Linked DNA regions of Mus musculus: all the other regions are linked to region 1. The links are chromatin loops, found by intact Hi-C in ENCODE. Cell type or tissue: heart. All regions are shown on one strand. Links, peaks and the distances in the headings refer to the core of each region. The heading gives the core; the rest is flanking DNA. Region 1 holds the start of Uba1 (ubiquitin-like modifier activating enzyme 1). Region 2 has its middle 19 kb from the start of Gm26065. Region 3 has its middle 30 kb from the start of Gm26065.

What was found. A loop is a pair of places that touch in the nucleus more often than their neighbours do. Peaks named below come from ENCODE experiments on the same cell type or tissue, not always from the same donor. Only the 100,000 strongest peaks of a DNase experiment are listed, where the experiment ranks them.
Region 2: it touches region 1 in a loop (9-fold over the local background); 14 of 42 quality-filtered maps call a loop at or near these places.
Region 3: it touches region 1 in a loop (11-fold over the local background); 20 of 42 quality-filtered maps call a loop at or near these places.

Annotation. Positions count from the first base shown.
Region 1 is chrX:20,658,369-20,666,734 of GRCm38, forward strand. Uba1 (ubiquitin-like modifier activating enzyme 1) reads left to right here and starts at 4,528. Exons shown (of 26, transcript NM_001136085.2): 1 at 4,528-4,757. In heart, for the core only: a CTCF peak has its summit at 4,419; a DNase peak (open chromatin) is centred at 4,513; H3K4me3 peaks cover 3,047 bases; H3K27ac peaks cover 2,149 bases.
Region 2 is chrX:20,815,509-20,823,874 of GRCm38, forward strand. It overlaps a transcript of Araf not described here. Among named protein-coding and RNA genes, the nearest start is that of Gm26065, 19 kb to the left of the region's middle. In heart, for the core only: CTCF peaks have their summits at 3,822 (motif pointing left) and 4,777 (motif pointing left); DNase peaks (open chromatin) are centred at 3,853 and 4,753; H3K4me3 peaks cover 859 bases; H3K27ac peaks cover 481 bases.
Region 3 is chrX:20,766,502-20,774,867 of GRCm38, forward strand. No RefSeq gene overlaps it. Among named protein-coding and RNA genes, the nearest start is that of Gm26065, 30 kb to the right of the region's middle. In heart, for the core only: a CTCF peak has its summit at 4,686 (motif pointing left); a DNase peak (open chromatin) is centred at 4,680.

The DNA.
Region 1 (8,366 bases), core at 60-8,059:
ATGGTATACCCCAGACCCGGCCCTCTAAGGCCCCCGCGCTTCCGAGCTCCGCGCAAACTCTGGTTCTTTTTGCACGATCGAGGTGGTTTGCTCTTCCGTTGCCCTGTGGCTTCGGCTTGTCTCCAGAAGGAAGGCGAGGCTTCCGCCCAGCACTGGGGGTGAGCGGGAGCACATTTCCCCCAAGCCTCTGGACAGCATTTGGAAGAGGGTGCTTCCCTAATTCCAACTTCAGGGATCCCTAATGGGCATGTTTGGAGGTTGTGGGGCCCGGGTGGCATTCAGTGGGTGTCTACTTTTGAGGAGACACTTAGGAAGCGGTGCTTGGGGATTCGGGTGGCATTTAGGAGTCTGTTTTATGAGGTAATTCTCTGACGCAGATTTATACCCCTTGGAAGCAGGGCTTAGGGGGGACTTGGGGGAGGCTCGGGGTCTGTGTATGAGTACTCTGTTGGAGGGCAGAATTTTTGGACTCTCCAAGAGGAGAGAAGTTTGAAGTTACTTAAGTCAAGGCGGGAGTTGGGGTCTTGGGACCGGACCGAGTGACAGTGTGAATGTTCGACACCAACGTGGCACTGTGACGGTTTCAGTGGCCTTTGTGACCTCTGATGGGGTTGCGGCTGGTTTACCCGGGGCTGTGAAACCCGGACACTTCAGGGGCCCAGACCCTGGGAGAGGAGCCTCTCAACCGAGGCCAGGAAGACTGTCTGCCAGGCTCTTCTGTGCAGACATAGGGCTACCGGGCCACTGAGCGGTCCTTGGCTACTGCTTTAGTGGGACTATGGTGCGGACCTTCTTTCGTACCTGGTCCACTAGAAGAGAATTGCTCTCTAGGGGGCGGATCAGCGTGCGGAAGGGGCGTGTTGACGGGGTATCCCGAAGTCTGAGTCTCAAACTAGTTTCTTGATAACCCATACAATAATCTGTGAAGGTGAGTAGCGCCCGGTGGGTTTAAAAAAAAAAAAAAAGGCTTTTCTAAGGGTGCTATGCATAATTTATGAGGGGCGTGGTCTTTACAGTTTCTTCTTCGGGATCCGCAGTTAGCTTTCCCTCACAGGTTCCAGCATTTAAACCTGGCATCTATCAGAGAAGATGCCGCAGGTATTGTTCTTGCCTTGTCTCAGTAATTCTAGATTACTGACTCGAGACTCTGGATTCAAGACCCATCTTTGACAAGTCTTTTTGGGAGTCCGAAAAGTGGGTATGCAGGATAATAATAATTTACACCCATTTAGTTACTTTTATTAATCCATTTTATCTTCACAACTTTTCAAAAGTAGATTTCATCCTACTTCATAGATAAAGAATCTGAGATACAGGGCAGGTAAGTAATTTGTCCTAAAGCTGAACAGTGAATGGCTGAACTAGGATTCAAATTTGATCTGTTGGGTTTCAGAGTTGGATAACGTTCCCCGCCTCCAAGCCAATTTAATGGAGCCATTACTGGTGCGCGCCCTCTCCTCTCCTCTCCTCTCCTCTCCTCTCCTCTCCTCTCCTCTCCTCTCCTCTCCTCTTTCTCTCTCTTTCTTTCTTTCTTCTTGGATGTATTAAAGAACATTCTTAGCAGTGATGATCTTTCTCCTCTCCTCTCCTCTCCTCTCCTCTCCTCTCCTCTCCTCTCCTCTCCTCTCCTCTCCTCTCCTCTCCTCTCCTCTCCTCTCCTCTCCTCTCCTCTCCCCTCCCCTCCCCTCCCCTCTCCCCTCCCCTCCCCTCCCCTCCCCTCCCCTCTCTCCTCTCCTCTCCTCTCCTCTCCTCTCCCCTCTCCTCTCCTCTCCCCTCCCCTCTCCTCTCCCCTCCCCTCCCCTCCCCTCTCCCCTCCCCTCCCCTCTCCTCCCCTCCCCTCCCCTCTCCCCTCCCCTCCCCTCCCCTCCCCTCCCCTCTCCCCTCCCCTCCCCTCTCCTCCCCTCTCCCCTCCCCTCCCCTCTCCCCCTCCCCTCCCCTCCCCTCTCCCCTCCCCTCCCCTCCCCTCTCCCCTCCCCTCTCCCCTCCCCTCCCCTCCCCTCTCCCCTCCCCTCCCCTCTCCCCCTCCCCTCCCCTCCCCTCCCCTCTCCCCTCCCCTCCCCTCTCCCCTGCCCTCCCCTCTCCCCCTCCCCTCCCCTCTCCCCCTCCCCTCCCCTCTCCCCTCCCCTCCCCTCTCCCCCTCCCCTCCCCTCTCCCCTCCCCTCCCCTCTCCCCTCCCCTCTCCCCTCCCCTCCCCTCTCCCCCTCCCCTCCCCTCTCCCCTCCCCTCCCCTCTCCCCTCCCCTCCCCTCCCCTCTCCCCTCCCCTCCCCTCCCCTCCCCTCAACCCCCAGTCTGTCGCTGTTTCCTGAGGCTTGCTGAAAGAATTAGGGACCTGCCTGCCTCAGGCAGTACTGTTTGAAATTAAAAGGAGTAGTTGGTGGGACGCTTAGTGCTTAGTGAGGCAGGAGGATTTTGAATAGTTTGAAACCAGCATGGTCTCAAACCTCTCTTTCTCTCTCTTCCTCTTCTTTCCCTCTCCCTCTTCTCTCCTTCCTTTCTTCCCTGTCTGTGTGTCTACTTCTGTCTCTTTTTCCCGGGTCTGTTTTCCCCCAGACTTGCCAGGTATTAGTGATCCTTCTGTGTCAGCCTGCCAAGTACTGTGGAATTATAGGAGCTGTGCTAGCACACCCCCCAAAAACCCCATCTTTTAAGAAAATAGTGTTGCTACTGCTCAGATTAATTATATGATACAATGTGCCAGGCACTATTCTAGACCCTTTCTACATATTTACTCAGTCACAAGGTAAGTTCTTATTCTTAATCCTCATTTTCTGATCTGGGAACATTCAAGTCCTCAAATGTAAGTAATTTTGTATTAATGCAAATATGTCTACATATTGCCTTTAGTTACACATATTTGAAAATTGTAACAGTTTTGTGGCAGCACTGCTCTAAGACCCGTTCTGTACTCATTCTCATAACACATTTCATCAGTGGATTTTTTTTGAGGTGGGGATTGGTATGGTTTGTTTGTTTGTTTGTTTTTTATGATACTATGAATTGAATCCAGGGTGTTGGGGAAGTGCTTTATCCATAGTCTACATCTCCAGCTAAGTTGGATTAGTTTCATTACTATCGTTGCCTATCAAAGGCATCTAGTGAGTTTGTATTTAGCAGTATTTATCTTAAACAAGATACGCCCCTAAGTGGTCATGGATGACGAGCAAAGACTGCTCACTTGGGCTTCGCACGGTTATCCAGTATGGTGAGTGCCTTGACTATTATCTCATAATTCCCACTTGCTAGGCAGGGCCACTTTGGGTGGGGGCTGCCCATCAAACCTCATGAATAATTCGTGAACTGTATGGGATTGGTACTTTTTAAAAAGGTTTATTTATTTATTTTATGTATGTGAGTACACTGTAGCTGTACAGATGGTTGTGAGCCTTCATGTGGTTGTTGGGAATTGAATTTTTAGGATTCCTGCTCGCTCTGGTCAACTCCGCTTGCTCCAGCCCAAATATTTATTTATTATATCTAAGTACGGTGTAGCTGGCTTCAGACACACCAGAAGAGGGCGTCAGATCTCATTACAGTGAGCCACCATGTGGTTGCTGGGATTTGAACTCAGGACCTTCGGAAGAGCAGTCAGTGTTCTTACCCGCTGAGTCATCTCCCCAGCCCAGTACATTTTTTTGAGACAGGGTTTCCTGTTAACCAGGCTTGCCTCAGACTAATGAACCTCCTGCTTCTACCTTCCTAGTGCAGAGATTAAAGGCATGCAGCACCATGCACATAAGCGCAGCTTGGGCGCAATCTTTCTTTTGGTGTTCCCACCCCACCACCCTAAGACAAGGTTTCTATGTGTAGCTCTGATTGTCCTGGAACTCCTTCTACAGACAGGCCTCAAACTCAGACCCTCCTGCTTCTGCCCACTGAGTGCTGGGATTAAAAGTGTACACCACCACACCTGGTGGACACAACCTTTCTTGACCTCTCTGTTTTCAAGTTGAGCTGCTGCTGCTGCTGCTGCTGCTGCTGCTGCTGCTGCTGCTGCTGCTGCTCCAACAGCTTCATTCAGTATTTAGGAGTCAGAGGAGTGCTGCCTGCAGTAGCCCTGTTTCTTGCTTACTGGGTATTAGATGGAGCAATAAGGCAGGCCTGCCTCTTTTGTTCCATCTCACTGAGTCTCGTGCATTATTCATGAATACGATATAGCTTTGGTCTCCTTGATTCCCAGCTACTGCAAGATCATTCATTATTCATGAACATGGGGTGTGGTTGTAATGCTTTAACATCTACTTTCTGGTTGCCTAGTCCTAGTAAACCCATAACCTTGCTTCGTGATTCACGATCGGGAAGAATGGCCTTGAGGTCCTTCCTTGATTTCTTTGACAGCTTAGATGCAGTAATTCTTTATTCATATTTCATAGCCTCTTGCTCTACCTGTTTTTCTAGTTACTGCCTCCAGAGCCACTTGGTGGAGCTGTTCTCCTTCTAATTAAAGAAGTCCCAAACTGGGCAGGGAAAATACATGATTCATGAGTGGGCGCGGTCCTCTTGCATCCGGGTTTCTGGGGGTGGGGCTCAGGGTTTTGTTCCGGCCTTGGGCTCTGCCGCCGCCATCTTGTGTCGGCTGCTGGGGTGAAGGAGGGTGGCAGGGAAGACCACAACCACCGCGGTCGGGGAAGGAGAAGGCGACAGTGATCCTAGCTGGCCCAGGCGGCAGGAGGAGGAGGAGAAAGAGGAGGGTGGCGGCCGAGCTTGACTTCGGCTCCTTGAGGAGTTGGCGGCGGCACGACCCGGGGAACCGGCATTGGTAATAGCTTTTCTCTGCACCTGGCTCGAAGCGCAAGGGCTCTGGGAGGTATGGGAGGGTCCCTGCTGGCTCTCTGCCAGCCCAATGTCTGAGTGCACTGCCGTGTCCTGGGTATTAAGAGTCACTAGGCAAGCGGGTGTGGGGGTGTGCAAATCCTGGGGTGGGGTGGATCACGTCTGTCTGGGACCACCCCTATTCCCTTGAGCTTCGAAATCTGACCTTGACGTCAGACCCCTATCTCAGCTTCTGGAGACTTCTGGCTCAGCACTATTACCAGGTATCTTGATCCGATCCTGAGCCATGCATTTCCTATCAGAACTCCCCACAGTCTCCATAAAGGCACCGGAATTCGGTGTCGCTGCTCATGAAAGCCGTCCATACTTGTGTGCTATTTGAAGACCTGCCCCAAAATCTCCCTTGAGACTCTTCCTAGCCCTTCAGTATTTGCTCTCATGGCTTAAGAGGGGCCAGGCTTGAGGAAAGGTCCGCGTGGCCTTCATTTCCGAATGAAGAGCCTTGTCTAGCATTTTCATCCAGTCTCCCCTCCCCCCAGGATACTATCTGTCCTTAGAGCTGCCATCTGGATTAAACCCGGTGAAAAGCTCTCTGCCTAGCCTTTCCGTGGGAAATCCATTCCTACATTTGAGATCTCCCAATACCACTTTGACATAGCATCCTCCATCGTGGACACCTGGCATTCTTATTCTTTTAAGCACCTGCCTTTAGAGACTCTCCCTGCTTTTAGGGACGCCCCCCTTTTTCACGTTCTCATTGTTCTTGAAGCATTGTTGTCTTCTCCATCAGCCATCGTAACCCCAGTATATTTCCTTTAGTCTCTCATGGGACTAGACGCCAGGGAGGACCTGTTTGGACACAGTTCTCCATTAGTGATCTCTTGCCGCCATCTACTCTTTCAGACTCTTGATTTGTAGCCCCATCTGCCCGATGGTCTCATTCTAGACCCAATTTTTGCCTTCAAAGGCAGACCAGCATTCTAGCTTCTCTTTTTATAGATTCCTTAATCTAACAACAGGCCTCAGAATCTGCCCTCGTCTTTTTTAAAGGTTTCTAGTACCATCATCATTCAGAGAGTCTCAGCATTTGCTTTTGACTTCCCTGAACCTCTATCACTGTCAGATACCTTTTTCCCCAACAGGCTCATTTATCTTCCACAGGAGTAGAAAACCTCATCTATTTACTGTGGAGTCACAAAATTGACTAGAGGAACCTAATTCCATTTGAAGATCTAGGCAGTATTTGCTTGGTAATATATTATCATGATTACAGAGTTTTACTGTGTGGCTTTGGCTGTCTCAAACTCTTAGAGGCCAGCCTGCCTCTGCCTCACTAGTGCTGGGATCAAAGGTATACACCACCATGCTTAATTTTTAGTAATCCTTTTAAGGCTTAAATTATCTGAAATTCATCTTCCTTTCTCTACCCTGTCAGCAGCTGTGGTACCTGTTTAGATCTACGCAAGACCTTTGTTGCTCCATTAGAAATCCCTCTCCAAGAGTCTGCTCTCAGAGACCTCTCCTTGCCTCTTCGCACTTAATATCACAGCTTCTTGGCACTATAGTGTCAGTATCAAAGACCTTTTTCTGTGCATTCCCATTATTTTTAGTGAAGGGTTTCTATCACTAGAATCGAAGACTGTCAGTCCCAGCATCTCCCTGCAGTAGTTTCAGGGTCTACATTCCCCCACCTCTTTCTAGAGACCCAGATTTAAGTCTGTCTTAATACCTCTGTCCAAGGCCGGGCGAGGTGGCACACACCTTTAATCCCAGCACTCGGGAGGCAGAGGCAGGCGGATTTCTGAGTTCCAGGCCAGCCTGATCTACAGAGTGAGTTCCAGGACAACCAGGGCTACACAGAGGAACCCTGTCTCAAAAAACCAAAAAATAAAAAAAAAAACAATACCTCTGTCCAATACCCCCACCATTTATAAGGCCTGCTAAGGTCTCATTTGGGTGTCTTTTATTATCTCCTTCACAGCTCCTTGAGCTCAGTGACTTCCTCTGATGCCTTTCTCATACTCCTCAAGACTTCTCCTTTAAAACCTCCCAGAAACCTTGGCGAGCCTTAGCATCCTCCTCTGTACAATATCTTTTCTACCTCAATCAGCTGGCTCTGCTTCCTAATCCTACCCCAGGTTCCCCTGCTCAGCCTTTCTCTGCTTTGGGAATAGAGTATTCTCAGGCTTCAGTCATCAGTTTGGAGACCCGGGGTAAGTTTAAAATGCTTTCATTTCAGCTTAGCCAAGTAAGTTTTGGAAAATATATCCTACACTTGATCTTAAGCACTGGGAAATATATTCTAATAGAGAAGGCCGAGCACATGGTGAGGGAGAAAGGATCTCCATTGGCTTTGCTTTTTTGTATTTTGTTTTTATGGATTTATTTTTGGATGGGAGTAAGGGAATCTTTAGTTCTTGTCCTAGAGTCTCTGCCCCACATTCTTCCTGCTTGCCTTGATAAAGGGGCTTTCCAAAACCTGGCAATTGAAATCTCCTGTTTAAATATTTTTTGAAATAGTCTCACTGTACAGTTCAGGCTGACCTCAAACTTAAGAGTCCTCCTGCCTCTGCTTCCTTTTTTTTTTTTTAAGATTTATTTATTTAGGAAGCAGAGGCAGGTGGATTTCTGAGTTCAAGGCCAGCCTGGTCTACAAAGTGAGTTCCAGGACAGCCAGGGCTATACAGAGAAACCCTGTTTCGAAAAACAAACAAAAAAAAATTTATTCATTTATTTTATGTATGTGAGTACACTGTAACTGCATAGATGGTAGTGAGCCGCCTTCTTTTTTATTTATTCATTTATCTACTTATTTATTTATTATATGTAAGTACACTGTAGCTGTCTTCAGACACTCCAGAAGAGAGCATCAGATTGTTACAGATGGTTGTGAGCCACCATGTGGTTGCTGGGATTTGAACTCAGGACCTTTGCAAGAGCAGTCGGTGCTCTTAATCACTGAGCCATCTCACCCCAGTTATGAGCCTTCATGTGGTTGTTGGGAATTGAATTTTTAGGACTTCTACTTGTGGTCCTGCTTGCTCCGGTCAACTCTGTTCGCTCAGTCCCTGCTTCTCTGGTCCAAAGATTTATTTATTATTATAAATAAGTACACTGTAGCTAACCAGATGCACCAGAAGACGTGTCAGATCTCATTACAGGTAGTTGTGCCACCATGTGGTTGCTGGGATTTGAACTCACTACCTCTAGAAGAGCAGTCAGTGCTCTTAAAGGCTGAGCCATCTTGCCAGCCCCTGCCTCTGCTTCCTAAGTGTTGCGGTTGTGGGCCTGTACTGCCACACCTGGCTTCAAAGTCCACTTTTGAACAGTGACCCCAAACCTGCCAACTTAGACCCTTGCTGCCAGCACTGGGTGAGGGTAGAGAGGTAAAGGTCTGATAAAGAGCTCTCTGGCTCTGGATCTTGTCTGATGTAGGGAGTGGAGAAAGAATATGCCTGGAACAAATGGCAAGGGAAAGGAGATAACTTAAGAAATGGAGGCCCCTGTGAGTGCCTTGGGAGGAGCCTCTGTCCTCATGTCCTTGAGTTTTGACCACAGATAGCCTCTTTAGCCTCATCATGAGGTCAGTTCATTT
Region 2 (8,366 bases), core at 315-8,314, 160 kb after region 1:
GTATGGAAACATGACATTTCATTTAGCCACTCTTCTTTGGATGAACATTTATTTGGGCCATTTCCACTTTGTGGCTATGGTGAATCACAATAACTTTTGTTTGTTTTGAGATAGGGTTTCTCTGTATAGCCCTGGCTGTCCTGCAACTCACTATGTAGACCAGGCTGGCCTCAGATTCACAGGAACCCACCTGCCTTTGCCTCCAGAACGCTGATATTAAAGGCATGCACCACCACCACACCCTGCTCTGAGGATATGTATTTGAAAACTAAATCCTTGTTGGGGCTTGAAAGATGACTCAGGAGTTAAGAGTACTGACCGCTTGTCCAGAGGACTCAGGCTCTGTTATCATCCCCCATGTGATGGCTCATAACTGTCCGTAATTCCAGTTCCAGGGGATCTAGAGCCCTATTCTGGCCTCTGCAAGCAGTGTTGTGAGGTTCACTTAAATCCAACATAACTCAAACACCAGATCAATAGAGATGACAAAAATGTATTGTAATCAAGCCCCTACTGATTGATCGGGGCTACAGAACAGAGTCAGGAGCTGAACTGTGACTTTGAGGGGACATTGTACAGCATATTTAAAGTATAGAGTTGTAGCCTTGTCCAATCATATTTTGACATAAGGGCGTTGAACAGGGGAGTTTACATCAGGATAGGAGTAGGTTCCTGGGCTTGCGGACATGAACTTAGTTTGACCCCGCCAGCAAGATTGAAAAGTTGTCCCTGAGATGTCTGCACTCAGACAATCGTTTCCTTACAACAGTAGCTGTTCGGCTACTGGGAAGTCCCTGGGGCCTGGGACTTAGCATTTAGTTTCTCCTTCTGACTAAATGGAGTCTGAAAATGAAATGAATTTAGAATAAGTTTTTTTTTTGCTTGTTCCATATATATATTCAGGTAAAATATACACATTAAATAAAAATAAATACGTTTTTAAAATACTTGCTGGGCTGGAGAGATGGCTCAGCAGTTAAGAATGGACATTGCAGCTAACCATGGTGCCACATACATATAATTCTAGAGGCAGACAGATCTCTGAGTTTGAGGCCAGCCTGATCTATACACCAAGTTCCATAACAGCAGGAGAGACACAGTGAGAACCTGTCTCAAAAGAAAAACTAAAACCAATAACAAAACAACCTCCCCAAATTTCACCCCATAGTTGGTTGAAGTATGGATATGAGACCTATAGATTTGGAGGACCATATTAAAAATGATGGAGAAACAGAGTGGGAGGATACAACCATGATCAGAAAGTAGATTCCTCCACTTAATATATGGCTCTCAAGTTGCCATTTCTACCTTAGCTTTGACAATTGGAGAACTGTCATGTATTCTTGGTTCTAAAGCACACTATTTCCCATTCTAATGCATCCTGAGATTCTGATGAACAGCATGGGTGAAGTGAGTGAGAAATCCTTCCAGATACTAGGGCAATGTGGTTGGGTGTCAGGGTGGCCTAGGACATACAGCAAAAATAGCTGCGGCAGATAGATTCGGGAAGTAGGGAAAATGACAGTTGTCATTTCCTGGTCCCTTTGATGCCCTCCTCCTAGACACGTGTAGTGGTTGAAGGCACAAGTCTTATTTGTGCCCTGCAGCTTGGCACAACGACAGGAAGTAATGTAGACAGGTCCACCCCCTCCCTTCCGTGCCTGAGTCAGTTCCAGATCCTGACTCATGCCTCCATTGACTCAAGTCATGGTGACAAATTGGAAGAGAGAGGCCATGCCAGGTGCAGAGAACAAAAGAGGCCAACACTTTCCTGAGCAGAAGAAGAGGGACAGGAATGAGTCAGGGTGGCTCCACTTCTCACCCCCACTCCTCCAACATCTTGCTGCCAGGTCCTCTCTGACGCCAGGCCAACCAGGCATGTGGGGTGGGGGAAAAGGACAAGTTTGTTCGGCAGTTTTGACAGACATAGACCTCAGTCCGTCTGCAACCAGAGCTGTGCATCGAGAATACAAGAGATAGGACACTCTTTCCATCACCCTTTCAGTCCAAAGGACCAAGATAGAATGCTCCTCCACATTTGGGTGAAAGATGCCGAAACTTCCTCCTCTTACATGGTGTTGTCTGCTGAGGTTTCCCTTCTGTGCCTCTGTGGGGGGGGGGGGGTAGGGGGTGGGAGTGGGGGGAGCAGTGCGAAAGCAGATTCCTTCCCTGGTCCAGTGCCCTCACCCACATAGAGTCAAGTGATCAAATAGAAAGGACTAGCTTAGGAAATCCCTGGAAGTGGTTGGTGCTTGTTTAGTTGGGGAGGAGGTGTTACACATGCACATGTGTGTGATATGCACTCTCAGTATGGCCCAGATTGTCTCGAGGAACTCATCCTACTGAGTAGCTGGGACTACAGGTAGTGCAACCATGCTTGCCACAGTGCCAGTTTAGTGTCTTTTTTTTTTCACAACGATGTATTGGGCACCAAATTGTGCCTAGCCCATATCATCTGGGTCTCTTTAAGTTCCATCTATCACGCCAAAAGCCTTGATGCATAGGTGCTCTGAAGCTCCCTAGTAGGAATCACAGACTTGGAGTGGAAATCTGCCTCGTTTGTCTGATACATTTGTATGGTGTGTGTGTGTGTGTGTGTGTGTGTGTGTGTAGTTTCTAGGAACCTGTAAACTGGAGTCTAAATGTCTGGCTTCTAGTGCCAGGTGTGAATAGACTTGGCCAATTTATTAGACTGAGAAATTCTTAGCTTTTTTTTTTTTCTTTTGAGACAAGGTTTCTCTGTGTAGCTCTGGCTGTCCTGGAACTCACTCTGTAGACCAGGCTGGCCTCAAACTCATAAATCCGCCTGCCTCTGCCTCCCAAAGGCTGGGATTAAAGGCATGCACCACCACTGCCCCGCAATTCTTAGCTTTTTTTTTTTTTTTCAGCAGAGAAATATTAATAGGAGATCAGGAGGCCTAGGATTTTTAGATTTGAGAAGGGGCTAAAAGATGAGCGTTGTTGGTCAAAAGATGGAATGCCTGGGTAGAAGTAGAAAGGAAACAGATGTGTCTCTCTGACAGCTGAGGTTTAATGGGGAACCCTAATGTTTTCCTCAAATCCTGCCCCTATAACAACCAAGTTGCAGCTTGTATCTCTTCTTTTGTAAACAAAGGGAGGATCATACTTCATTTGAATATCAGTTCATCTACACTCAACCAATTTCAAAATATGGGAAAGTACTTCCACATCTACAAAAGGTTTTTGTTTTTTGTTTTTTGTTTTTGTTTTTTAGTTTGAATTTTTTTTTTGTCTTCTCTTTTCATTATTATTTGATTTTTGAGACAGGGTCACTGTAGCTTAGGTCAGCCTAGAACTCACTATACTACATATAGCCCAGCCTGGCCAGGAATTTGTGATCTTCCTGCCTTAGTCTCTCCTGTTACAGGATTAGATTTAAATTAATCTTTCTGTGTTGTGTCAGTAATATTTTTGATGGTTTCATAACATTTTAGAGAAACCATCTATAGGTTTCCTTAATTTCTTAGTCCACACTTTCCCATACAATATTTGAATTCAAATGTTTCCTCTTACAGAAAATACAAGTACCTTTAAACATATACCTTTCAATTAATATCTATCATCTATCTACTTATATTGATTAAGAGAGGATGAGGATGGAAAAGAAGATGGGGAAGATACTAAGAGGTGGGAAATGGAACAGATGATTAGTCCACGTAGCAAACCTAGATCCTGATGATGGCGCTTAGGCAGGCAGAACTGTAGCCACCACTGCAATGCGCGGTAGGGAGGCAGCCCCTCCCTGGGACTGCGGACTGCGTGGGGACGCCATCATGCTGCAGACCTTGGCCTTGGCCTCAGGCGGTCTCTGGCACCCCCTGGCGTTCATGCTACAACCATCAGTTCTGGTTTTCTCTCCCCGCCCCCCTTCTCCACTTTGCATCTCCTGGGCTTTCTCCTGGCCGTTCCCTCCCCTGCCTCGTCGAGCCCTCCCTCGTGTTAATTTCAGAGTCATCTCCCGCGGGCACTCTTGCAGAACTAGCTGGTGTTGCTAGGCCTAGAGAGAATAGGCAGACAGAAGAGCCCGGAATGGCTGGCCAGCAGGGCTCATGATACAAGCCCCTGTGGGTACTGCGGCCGTGGGAGTTAATCTCGACCTGCCGCAGCCCCTGGAAATCTCCGGACTGAAGCCTCTGCAATGAAGCAGTACCTTCTGCTTTCTGGCTCTAAGAGGAGCTGCCAAAAAGAACAGAACAATTTTGGGTTGGTGATTGTGGCGCTTGAAGAGTCATGGACTCCATTCGCCTAGCTGCAGGCAGAGGAATTGGGATGTGAGGGAGGTCCAGAACACTCTGGGCTCAGGGATTTGCCAGTCCTAGGTTCATGTCCCAATAAATGCCTAGATGGCATCTCAGATGGCAAGACAATGTTTTTAAGAGCCAGCAGAGGGAGTTGTTGGTGCTAGGAACCAGCCTCCTCCCCAAGTCCTTTTCAACCAGATAATACCCCTCCCTATTCATCCATTTTGCATCCCCTTTCCTCTTTTTCTCAAGTCCAACCCTGTTTAGTTCTGGGTTTTACTCTGCACACACATGCACACGCACACACACACACACACACACACACACACACACACACACACACACACACACACTGCCCCCGGTGCTGCACAAATCCGCTAGGAAATCACTCCAAGTGGGAAACAGTTAACATTTCATCATCCAGCAAATCATGCTTTGCCACGCCTCTGCTTGCCTCTGTTTGCTTGGACCAGACAGACTATCTCTGCTGCCACCCTGGGGCCAAAGACTGTATGACCTGACCCAAACCCCACAGGACGGATTTCCAGGCAAGAGACATGACCCTCAGTAGACAAAAGTGAAGGTTGATTCCAGAAAGCACCGAGCTGCTGCTTGCTCTAGGGACCCTACAGATGTAAACAGTAGGGCCACTTCACCTGTGCGGCTACCGAGAGGAGGGAAAGGAACCTATTAACACCGAGGCTAGGGGTTCCAGCTAAGACACTGAGTCACTGGGACATTTTAGGTCTCAGGACGTGGATACTTGATTGGAGCTCACAAAAACTTGGGATCCACACATATTTTCCCATTTCTATCAACTGGGCTAGCTAGGTCATCTTCATTTATCTGTCTACACAATCATATGTGTCGATTTCCTTGACCACTGAGATGCAAAGGGGTATAAGAAGAGCTCTGGGGAGGAAGACAGGGCCACATCACATTCAAGTGCAGTTAGGGACCGCAGAAGACCTGTTGTAAGTCTGGGGATAGAAAAGGGGGTGCAACCTTTCTTGCACTTTATAAAGGGCCATGGCTAACACCCTTTAGCCAAGAGTAGTTAACACAAGGAAAGCATATGTGCGCGCACACACACGCACACACACACAAATATGTCTTCTCACAGTTTTACTTGATACAGTGTTACTGGGGAAATGCGGACTCCCATTTGGATTCTTAATAAAAAGAATTTCAGCCAAGGCTACACAGAGAAACCCTGTCTCAAACAAACAAACAAACAAACACAACAAACAACAACAAAAAGAATTTTAAATCAGACTGAGAATGAAGCTGAAGGACTATTTTATAGAATTTAAAAGAAAAACAACAGAACAGGTGAGCTGTAATCTTGCCAGCTGCCGAGTGAAGGGAGAGTTAGTTATACTCCTCCTCCCTCCCTCCCTCCCTCCCTCCCTCCCTCCCTCCCTCCCTCCCTCTCTCCCTCCCTTCCTTCTTCCTTCCATCTTCTTTTCATTTCTTTTAGGGCTTTGGTTTGGTTTGGAAACCTTGTGTCTCCTCCCCACTATTATCACTATGCATCTCATTGTGCCCGCTATGTCAATTTGGTGGTTGGCACATAACTAGAGTATGGTCAAGTAGGTTAATGTAAATGAAGAAAATATCTAATAAAAAAAAGAAAGGTTAGATTCCTTAGCATTATTTTTAGTTCTGAAACAACCTAATGTCTTATTTACCAATTCCTTCTCTGTCCAAAACTTTCCCTCTTTTGTAAAATAGCAATTTTATTCATTATTAAATGATTTTTTAATTCTCATTTTTAAAAAAGTAGGTTGCAATAACCTCTCCTGCCACAGACAGGATGTCTCTGACACCTACAGATTGGTAGATCTCTTATGAGTTTGAGTGAGTGTCAAAGACACTATATATAGTATAGGCGCTAATCTCAAGTGCAGGAAGTAATAATCTCAGAGATATGTGATAAAAGGTTAATCATCTCTGGTTTTGGCCAATGGCAAGCTCGACTTATTACTAAATGGCCAATTATGGAGTGGGAATGATAGCTCAGGGTTTAAGAGGACTGGCATTTCTTCCAGAGGATTCAGGTTTGTTTCCCAGCACACATAGCATACAACCCTCTGTAACTCCAACTTTTGGCCTCCATGAGCACTTGGCACAGAGGTAGTACACATGTATACACGGAAGCAAAACATTTACAGGGTTCTACAACCACTACTTAGTTCTTTAACATTTTTTTTTTGTCTTTTCGAGACAGGGTTTCTCTGTATAGCTCTGGCTGTCCTAGAACCCACTTTGTAGACCAGGCTGGCCTCGAACTCAGAAATCCACCTGCCTCTGCCTCCCCAAGTGCTGGGATTAAAAGAGTGCACTACCATGCCCAGCTCTTAACATTTATTTTATATTTGACTACACCATGAAGAGTGAGCACTAGTCCTGCTAAAGTACAGATGAAACAAAAACAAACAAACGAACAAGCCGGGCGTGGTGGCGCACGCCTTTAGTCCCAGCACTCGGGAGGCAGAGGCAGGTGGATTTCTGAGTTCGAGGCCAGCCTGGTCTACAAAGTGAGTTCCAGGACAGCCAGGGCTACACAGAGAAACCCTGTCTCAAAAAACTGAAAAAAAAAAAACCAAACAAATAAAAAACTACTTTAAAAAATAATACATTCTGAAAAAAAGAAAGTCAGTTTCGTTGTAACAAAATACATAACTTCCTACAGTGTAGTAGTTACAGTCTTAGGTAATTATCCTAGAAATGAATACCCCCAGTCACATTGAAAACTTTACTGGAACGATCATAGCAACTTTATTAATAACAAAAGTGGAAGCATCTTGTCTTCCATAGTCACATGAGTGGGTAAGCCATGGTGTATCCTACCATGAAATGGCACCCAGTGATAAAAAGGAACAGTCAGGCATAGTAGCACACATCTGCAATCCCAGCCAGCAGTCAACAGGTGAAGGCAATAGTTCAAGGTCATCTTTGGGTACTACTATAGAGTTGTTCACTAGAGTTCAAAGCCAGCCTAAGCTAAATAAGAATCAGTCTTTTTTTAAAGGAAATTAATTATAGGTAAGAAAATATTGATACAATGGAATAACTTAGATGAATTTTCAAGGCTTTAAACTGAAAGACTCCGAGAGGAGCCCCTCGCTCAGGCCTTGGGACAATAGCAGACACCCAAGAACTCACGAGAGACCAAGCTTGATATAAACCACATGAGGCTTTATTGGGGAAAGCCAGAGCTCTGGGGGCGACTCATATCCCATGCAGGGGTAGAGGAGTCAACCCCAAGGGGAAAGGGGTCCCAGTTTTTATAGGCCCTCAGGGGGGAAAAGAGAAGGGGGGAGAGTAGGGGATTTCCAGATCTAAACAATGTCTATTCTCAAGAAATGGGTATGGGAGGGGTACAAGGAAAGAGTCTGGTGTAGGTGAAGCAACTCCAGATTGGCCCGGCTGTGGTTGCTGGGGAGATTTTCCAACTCTTCCCCAGCAACCAATATCACAAACACCTACCAGTGAACTTCAGCAGTGGGCACACACCTGGGTTCAAGGAACGGTCAGAACATTGGCAGACACATGGGTTCTAGGAGTGGCCAGAGCATTGTGCACCTCTATTTTTCCAAATCAGTGAAGCTAGTTCTGCTAACACTGATGTCTATCTTGCCAATTTCAGGGCTTCTGTGACCTTTTACATTCTGTCAGGATCTTTCAAAACTAAGTGGAAAAAGCCAAATCTGGATGAGCACACATGTGGCCAGGCCTAGTGGTCCATACCTCTAATCCTAGCACTTGGGATGTGGAAGGCCAGATGAGTTCTAGTTTGAGCCTAGGCTACACAACTAGATCTAAGGCAGCCTGGGCTACATGGTATCCTCTCTGCCCAAACAAAATAATGTATCATATATTTTTTTTGCTTTGTTTTGTTTTGTTTTGTTTTGTTTTTTTCGAGACAGGGTTTCTTGTAGCCCTGGATGGCTGGTCTCAAACTCAGAAACCCACCTGCCTCGGCCTCCCAAGTCCTGGGATTAAAGGTGTGTGCCACCACTGCCCGGCTTATATTTCTATTTATATAGCAGTCTTTTAATGACAGAATTTGAGGGATAGAGCAGATTAGTGCCAGATCTT
Region 3 (8,366 bases), core at 311-8,310, 110 kb after region 1:
TATACAAAGAATAAACAGGCTGAGAAAGAAATTAGGGAAACAACACCCTTCTCAATAGTCACAAATAATATAAAATATCTTGGCGTGACTCTAACTAAGGAAGTGAAAGATCTGTATGATAAAAACTTCAAGTCTCTGAAGAAAGAAATTAAGGAAGATCTCAGAAGATGGAAAGATCTCCCATGCTCATGGATTGGCAGGATCAACATTGTAAAAATGGCTATCTTGCCAAAATCAATCTACAGATTCAATGCAATCCCCATCAAAATTCCAACTCAATTCTTCAACGAATTGGAAGGAGCAATTTGCAAATTTGTGTGGAATAACAAAAAACCTAGGATAGCAAAAAGTCTTCTCAAGGATAAAAGAACTTCTGGAGGAATCACCATGCCAGACCTAAAGCTTTACTACAGACCAATTGTGATAAAAACTGCATGATACTGGTATAGAGACAGACAAGTAGACCAATGGAATAGAATTGAAGACCCAGAAATGAACCCACACACCTATGGTCACTTGATCTTCGACAAGGGAGCTAAAACCATCCAGTGGAAGAAAGACAGCATTTTCAACAATTGGTGCTGGCACAACTGGTTGTTATCGTGTAGAAGAATGCGAATCGATCCATACTTATCTCCTTGTACTAAGGTCAAATCTAAGTGGATCAAGGAACTTCACATAAAACCAGAGACACTGAAACTTCTAGAGGAGAAAGTGGGGAAAAGCCTTGAAGATATGGGCACAGGGGAAAAATTCCTAAACAGAACAGCAATGGCTTGTGCTGTAAGATCGAGAATTGACAAATGGGACCTAATGAAACTCCAAAGTTTCTGCAAGGCAAAAGACACCGTCAATAAGACAAAAAGACCACCAACAGATTGGGAAAGGATCTTTACCTATCCTAAATCAGATAGGGGACTAATATCCAACATATATAAAGAACTCAAGAAGGTGGACTTCAGAAAATCAAATAACCCCATTAAAAAATGGGGCTCAGAACTGAACAAAGAATTCTCACCTGAGGAATACCGAATGGCAGAGAAGCACCTGAAAAAATGTTCAACATCCTTAATCATCAGGGAAATGCAAATCAAAACAACCCTGAGATTCCACCTCACACCAGTCAGAATGGCTAAGATCAAAAATTCAGGTGACAGCAGATGCTGGCGTGGATGTGGAGAAAGAGGAACACTCCTCCATTGTTGGTGGGATTGCAGGCTTGTACAACCACTCTGGAAATCAGTCTGGCGGTTCCTCAGAAAATTGGACATAGTACTACCAGAGGATCCAGCAATACCTCTCCTGGGCATATATCCAGAAGATGCCCCAACTGGTAAGAAGGACACATGCTCCACTATGTTCATAGCAGCCTTATTTATAATAGCCAGAAGCTGGAAAGAACCTAGATGCCCCTCAACAGAGGAATGGATACAGAAAATGTGGTACATCTACACAATGGAGTACTACTCAGCTATTAAAAAGAATTAATTTATGAAATTCCTAGCCAAATGAATGGACTTGGAGGGCATCATCCTGAGTGAGGTAACACATTCACAAAGAAACTCACACAATATGTACTCACTGATAAGTGGATATTAGCCCCAAACCTAGGATACCCAAGATATAAGATACAATTTGCTAAACACATGAAACTCAAGAAGAATGAAGACTGAAGTGTGGACACTATGCCCCTCCTTAGATTTGGGAACAAAACACCCTTGGAAGGAGTTACAGAGACAAAGTTTGGAGCTGAGATGAAAGGATGGACCATGTAGAGACTGCCATATCCAGGGATCCACCCCATAATCAGCATCCAAACGCTGACACCATTGCATACACTAGCAAGATTTTATTGAAAGGACCCAGATGTAGCTGTCTCTTGTCAGACTATGCCGGGGCCTAGCAAACACAGAATTGGATGCTCACAGTCAGCTAATGGATGGATCACAGGGCTCCCAATGAAGGAGCTAGAGAAAGTACCCAAGGAGCTAAAGGGAACTGCAACCCTATAGGTGGAACAACATTATGAACTAACCAGTACCCCGGAGCTCTTGACTCTAGCTGCATATATATCAAAAGATGGCCTAGTCGGCCATCACTGGAAAGAGAGGCCCATTGGACTTGCAAACTTTATATGCCCCAGTACAGGGGAACACCAGGGCCAAAAAGGGGGAGTGGGTGGGCAGGGGCGTGGGGGTGGGTGGATATGGGGGACTTTTGGTATAGCATTGGAAATGTAAATGAGCTAAATACCTAATAAAAAATGGAAAAAAATTAAAAAATAAAATGTAAAACAAAACAAAACAAAACAAAAAAAACAACAACAACAACAAGAAAAAAAACCTCCTTGCTAGCCAGGCATTGTGGTGCACCTGCAAGGTAAATGCAGACCTATTTCTGTGAGTTCAAGGTTGTAACTATTTTTAGGCCAGATAAAGCTACACAGTTTGACCTTGTCAAAAAAAAAAACAAAAAACAAAAAACAAAACCTTGTTAGGAAGGTCTTGGATACTAAAGTGGAAGTTACTGCTATTGTTTTGCTAAATGGACAAGTGGTGCCTGTCAAACTTACCTTAGAAAGAATCAGTTCATCTGGGCGATGGTGGCGCACGCCTTTAATCCCAGCACTTGGGAGGTAGAGGCAGGCGGATTTCTGAGTTCGAGGCCAGCCTGGTCTACAGAGTGAGTTCCAGGACAGCCAGGACTATACAGAGAAACCCTGTCTCGGAAAACGAAAAAAAAAAAAAGGTGTTACCATATCACACTCTTCAAAGACCGGGGAACATTATGAAGAGACAGACAGGAAGAATGCAAGAGCAGGAAAAATGGGGCAATGGAGTGGGACTTCCTGGCAGGACATGGCAGTTGCGCTCTTGAACTCACAGCAGCTATGATTCCCTGTATCGGATCCCCACAAGATTGGAGCTCATCAACACCTTGTCATTAAAGGAGGAGGGGTTCAGAGGACCCACCCTTCCTCAAGATCTATAGGCAGATAACAGTTTTTTCCAAGTGCTATAAGCACTGGCACATTTCCTGTGGCAATACATTATGATAAAAATATCTTTTATGCTGGGCATGGTGACGCACGCCTTTAATCCCAGCACTTGGGAGGCAGAGGCAGGAGGATTTCTGAGTTCGAGGCCAGCCTGGTCTACAAAGTGAGATAGAGAAACCCTGTCTGGAAAAAAAAAACCAAAAAAAAAAAATCTTTTACATCCCAAGAGACTGGAAGTATTGCTGGACCTCACAGCCAGAGTTAATAGTAATTATTTATTTATTATTATTTATTTACCTTGAGGTCACTTGAAACATAAGATTGATCTACTACTGTGTGTATAACCTGTTTGTTTGCTCAACCTATCTTTAAGAGAACAATGTAACTTGGTAAGGTGGTGCACACCTTTGAGTCTAGCACTTGGGAGGCAGAAGCAAGTGAATTCAAGGCCAGTCTGGTCTAAATAGAGACTTCCAGGATAACTAGGGCTACCCAGTCTCAAAAAATAGAATGATGTTTGACTCTGATGCAGTCTCAGTTCCATTCCCTTCACTCTAGACTTGCTGTTTGTGCAGCAATCATTTGTGCTCCTTTAGGCTATCTTCTGCCCTCTCCCTACATTAGACCACAAAGACCTGTGCTGATAGACAGACCAGACAACTTCATATTTGCTAAGGAGTCCAGAATCTGATTCGTACACACAGATATTGGAGAGCTGCAGCCTTTGCCATGCAGCCCCTCAGGCTTTCTTCTGGCTACCTAGCTTCAGGTATTAGGAAACAGTTAGGAACAGCTCACCACTAACTATCATAGACTGACCAGGCTAAATCCCAGCCTCTTCTGCAGTCAATTGGCTGTTTGTATCACCGCCTCTTCACTTTGCATAGTAACTTAGTAATGGCAGCTTCTTCTTCTTCTTCTTCTTCTTCTTCTTCTTCTTCTTCTTCTTCTTCTTCTTCTTCTTCTTCTTCTTCTTCTTCTTCTTCTTCTTTTTTTCGAGACAGGGTTTCTCTGTGTAGCCTTGGCTGTCCTGGAGCTCACTCTGTAGACCAGACTGGCCTCAAACTCAGAAATCGCCTGCCTCTGCCTCCTAAGTGCTGGGATTAAAGGCATACGCCACCACGCCGGGCAAGGGCAGCTTCTTATTAGTAACAGCCTGCTACTTTTCTCTGGCAGTCACAGTACCACTTCTTCCTCTGCTACCTCCTCCTTGTCTTCTGATTTTTCAAGTCAGGGTTTCTCTGTGTAGCCATAGCTGTCCTGGAACTCAGAGATGGGTGGCTCTGCTTCCCTAGTACTGGGATTAAAGGAGTGTGTCAGCTCTTCTTATTTGTAGGTATTGGCCAGCTGACTCATCTATGTGACAGTCTCTTAGGGTTCTGTCTCCCTCTTCCTCTTTCTCCTTTGAAGAAAGGATTTTATCTTAGCTGGGCAAGGCTGCTCTCATGTAGTCCAGGCTGGCCTCAAACTCATTTTATAACTCAAGCTAATTTTGAATTTCTTGTCATCACACCTCTGTCTCACAAAGGCTGAAATTATAGATATGATCCACCAGGTTTAGCTAAAATATTGCTTTAAAGATGTTATTGGGGCCAGAGAAATGGTCAGAGGTTTAAAACCCTGGCTGCTGCTGTTTCAGAGCCATCTGAGATCTGGTCCCAAGGTGGTTTGGCACCCTCTGCTGGCCTCTGGGAGTACTGCATCCATGTGATCCACTGACGTGTATGCAGGCCTGCCACCCATAAACATAAACTAAAAATACAGGTAAAAAATGTTATTGGGTGGCAAGATCTGGAAAAAATGGCTCAGAGAAGCAGAGTTTGCTTCCCAGTTGCTTACAACAGCCTGTAACTCTAGCTCCAGGAGATTTGATGCCTTTTTCTAGTGCTACTCACTTCACTCACATATTACATACGAACATGAGCACACACACACACACTTGGGGCCACTGAGATGTCTTAAGATGTAAGGACACTTGCCACAAATTGCAATGACTTGAGTTTACAGGGCCCACATGGTGGAAAAAGAGAACCAATTCCCACAAGCTCTTCTCTGACCACCACACATATGCCATGGCACACACACAATGTAATAAAATGTTATTTACCAGCCGGGCGTGGTGGTGCACGCCTTTAATCCCAGCACTTGGGAGGCAGAGGCAGGTGGATCTCTGAGTTCAAGGCCAGCCTGGTCTACAGAGTGAGTTCCAGGACAGCCAGGGCTATACAGAGACTTAAGTTTATTGTCCAGAGGGAAAAGAGTTCATTACCATCACCATAGGGAAGTGCAGCAGCAGGAGGCACACCAGCAGGACAATCTCAAACTGTATCAGCTCACCTCTCAAACTGTAGTGGGAAGTAGAGTGAGCACTCCTCCAACAAAGCCACACCTCTGCAAATAGTACCGACAACTAGGAACCAAGTATGCAAATGCCTGAGACTACAGAGAATGCCTCATTCAAACACTCCTGTATTAGAGGGAAAACACTCTACCCTTACCCTCCAGCTCTTAAATCCTTTCATCGCTGTCTTCTCAATCTTCTCTGAGCCTTTTCTGAGTGTTGGGCTGACTTGCCACCTCCACAGTCACTTGTTCTCAGGAGTTTAACCTGCTATGAGTATCTTTGGCTACCACCCCCTACTATACGAGGTTCTTCACAGGTGTTAGAGGGATGGCTTTGTGGTTAAGAGCACGGTCTGCCTTTCCAAGAAACCTGGGTTCAATTCTCAGCACCCACATGGTAACTTATGACTGTGTGTAACTCCACTTCAAAGGGATCTGACACCTTCACAACAATGTACATAAAATAAAGCTAAATGAGTTATTTTATTTGGGGGGGGGAGGGGTTGAGACAGGGTTTCTCTGTATAGCCCTGGCTGTCCTGGAACTCACTTTGTAGACCAGGCTGTCCTCGAACTCACAAATCTAAATCTGATTGCCTCTGCCTCCCAAGTGCTGGGATTAAAGGCATGCGCCACCACTACCCAGCTGTTACTGGTTATACCATGGTTCTTGGACCACTGCATTCTTCAGATGTGGGGTGCTGCAACTGCAGTAGTAAACACCACACAGGACAGCATGGCCACCCAAGGTCCAAGCAATTAAATTTTATGTGAAATAGGACCTGAGCTTAGTTTCCCAGTAACTCCTAACCACCTATTACTATGGATCCATGGAAATTCAACACCTCTGGCCCCTGCAGGCACCCTCCCACACCAATCACACACACACACACACACACACACTCACTTACACATACACTCTCACACATAATTTTAAAATTATATAAACAAATTTAATTGCTGTATAACACCTTTATAAAGCTTGATAGAGACCGAGCTTTAAATAAATCTTAACTCTTTTACAAGACTCACAAGACCCGTGTTTTGTTTTGTTTTGTTTTGTTTTGTTTTTCTTCGAGACAGGGTTTCTCTGTATAGCTCTGGCTGTCCTGGAACTCACGTTGTAGACCAGGCTGGCCTCGAACTCAGAAATCCACTGCCTCTGCCTCCCAAGTGCTGGGATTAAAGGCGTGTGCCACCACCGCCCGGCTAAGACCCGAGTTTTTTAACTAGAAGCCTGACACACTTAGTAGAAACTTAGCAATTATCTTGATGAAACAAAATCTTTTTTCAGGCATATTAATGAAATAAAACTGAAAGTGCGGAGCTAAGTCATTGCCCTTATCTTTGTGTTCTAGGACTCACAGAGCTTAGAGGATCATCTTGCAGATGAAGGCTATTGTCTATGAGAGTGAGACTATAAACCCTGGACAAGACCCATCATGCCCTGGGAGCCAGTTTGTTTTTATAGGCAATAGGGACGATTTTAGACCACTCACGGGCTAGTTTAGAGGCAATGGCTAACCAGATAGCATCCTGACTAAGACTTTTTATTTGTACGCTTTGTTTTAAAACTTTCCTTGTGCTATGAATTCAAAATATGTGGACTAACTTAATTTTAAAAATGTATATGGCCATTTACTTATAAGCCAGTTTGAAGCCAGGCAGTGGTGGCACACGCCTTTAATCCTAGCATTTGGGAGGCAGAGGCAGGCGGATTTCTGAGTTCAAGGCCAGCCTGGTCTACAGAGTGAGTTCCAGGACAGCCAGGGCCATGCAGAGAAACCCTGTCTCGAAAAAACAAACAAACAAACAAACAAACAAACAAAAGCTAGCTTGATGTCATGTAAACAATATATAAACATAAGCATGAGTAACAATATGTACATATTATGTCTTTATGTACACATAAAGACAGCTTTAAGGGCCAGTGAAATAGCTCATCGGGTAAAGGTATTTGCTTCAAAAACTTAATGGCCTGAGGTCAAGCCCTGGAAGCCACATGAAGGAAGAAGGAGACAATCAGTTCCATAAAGTCATTCTCTGACCTACACATGCGCACTGTAGCACATGTAACCCCAAACACACACAATATATATATACCTATAAAACACCCACACGCAGCTCACAACCATCTGAAACTCCAGTTTCTCAAGATCTGATGCTTTCTTCTGGCTTCTATGAGCAACAGGCACACACATAGTACACAGGCATACATAAAGCCAAAAAATCATACACATAAGGTAATAAAAGGAATTTTTTTTCTCATTTTTCTTTCTGAGACAGGGTTTCCCTGGCTGTCCTGGAACTCACTTTGTAGACCAGGCTGGCCTCAAACTCAGAAATCCGCCTGCCTCTGCCTCTCGAGTGCTGGGATTAAAGGCGTGCGCCACCACACCTGGCCCCTTTTGTTATTTTTGAGACTGGGTCTTAGTAAGTTGTTCAAGCTGGTCTTGAATTTACCCTGTATCCTAGGCTGATCGGAAAATTAACTTTTTCTTCTATGTGTTTCCTGAGTAGCTAGGATTATTGGCTTGTGCAATCAGGCCCAGTCTGTTTTATATAGGAAAAGAAAATGGCAACAAAAAAATTAAGGACATTCCCCTGGATGAGTGACTCACCCACGTGTAGAATAATTACCAGTATTGTAGTAAATTCACCTTATAATAATAAAAATCACACCCAAGGTAGGGCTTAACACTATAATGAGACATGTCTCACAATAAGACAGTGAGTGCAGTATTGGTCCTTTAATCCCAGCACGCGGGAGGCAGAGGCAGGTGGATTTCTGAGTTCGAGGCCAGCCTGGTCTAGAGTGAGTTCCAGGACAGCCAGGGCTACACAGAGAAACCCTGTCTCGAAAAAAAAAAATTTTTTTTCACAGCATCATGGCCAGTATCTACAGTCCCAGAACTAGGAAGCATCAAGGAAGACAGGGGTGGGGACAGATCAAAGGGATCAAAAGAAGAAATTTAAGAAAGAAAAGGATAGAGAGAGAGAGTGAAAGAGAAGAAAGGAAGGAAGGA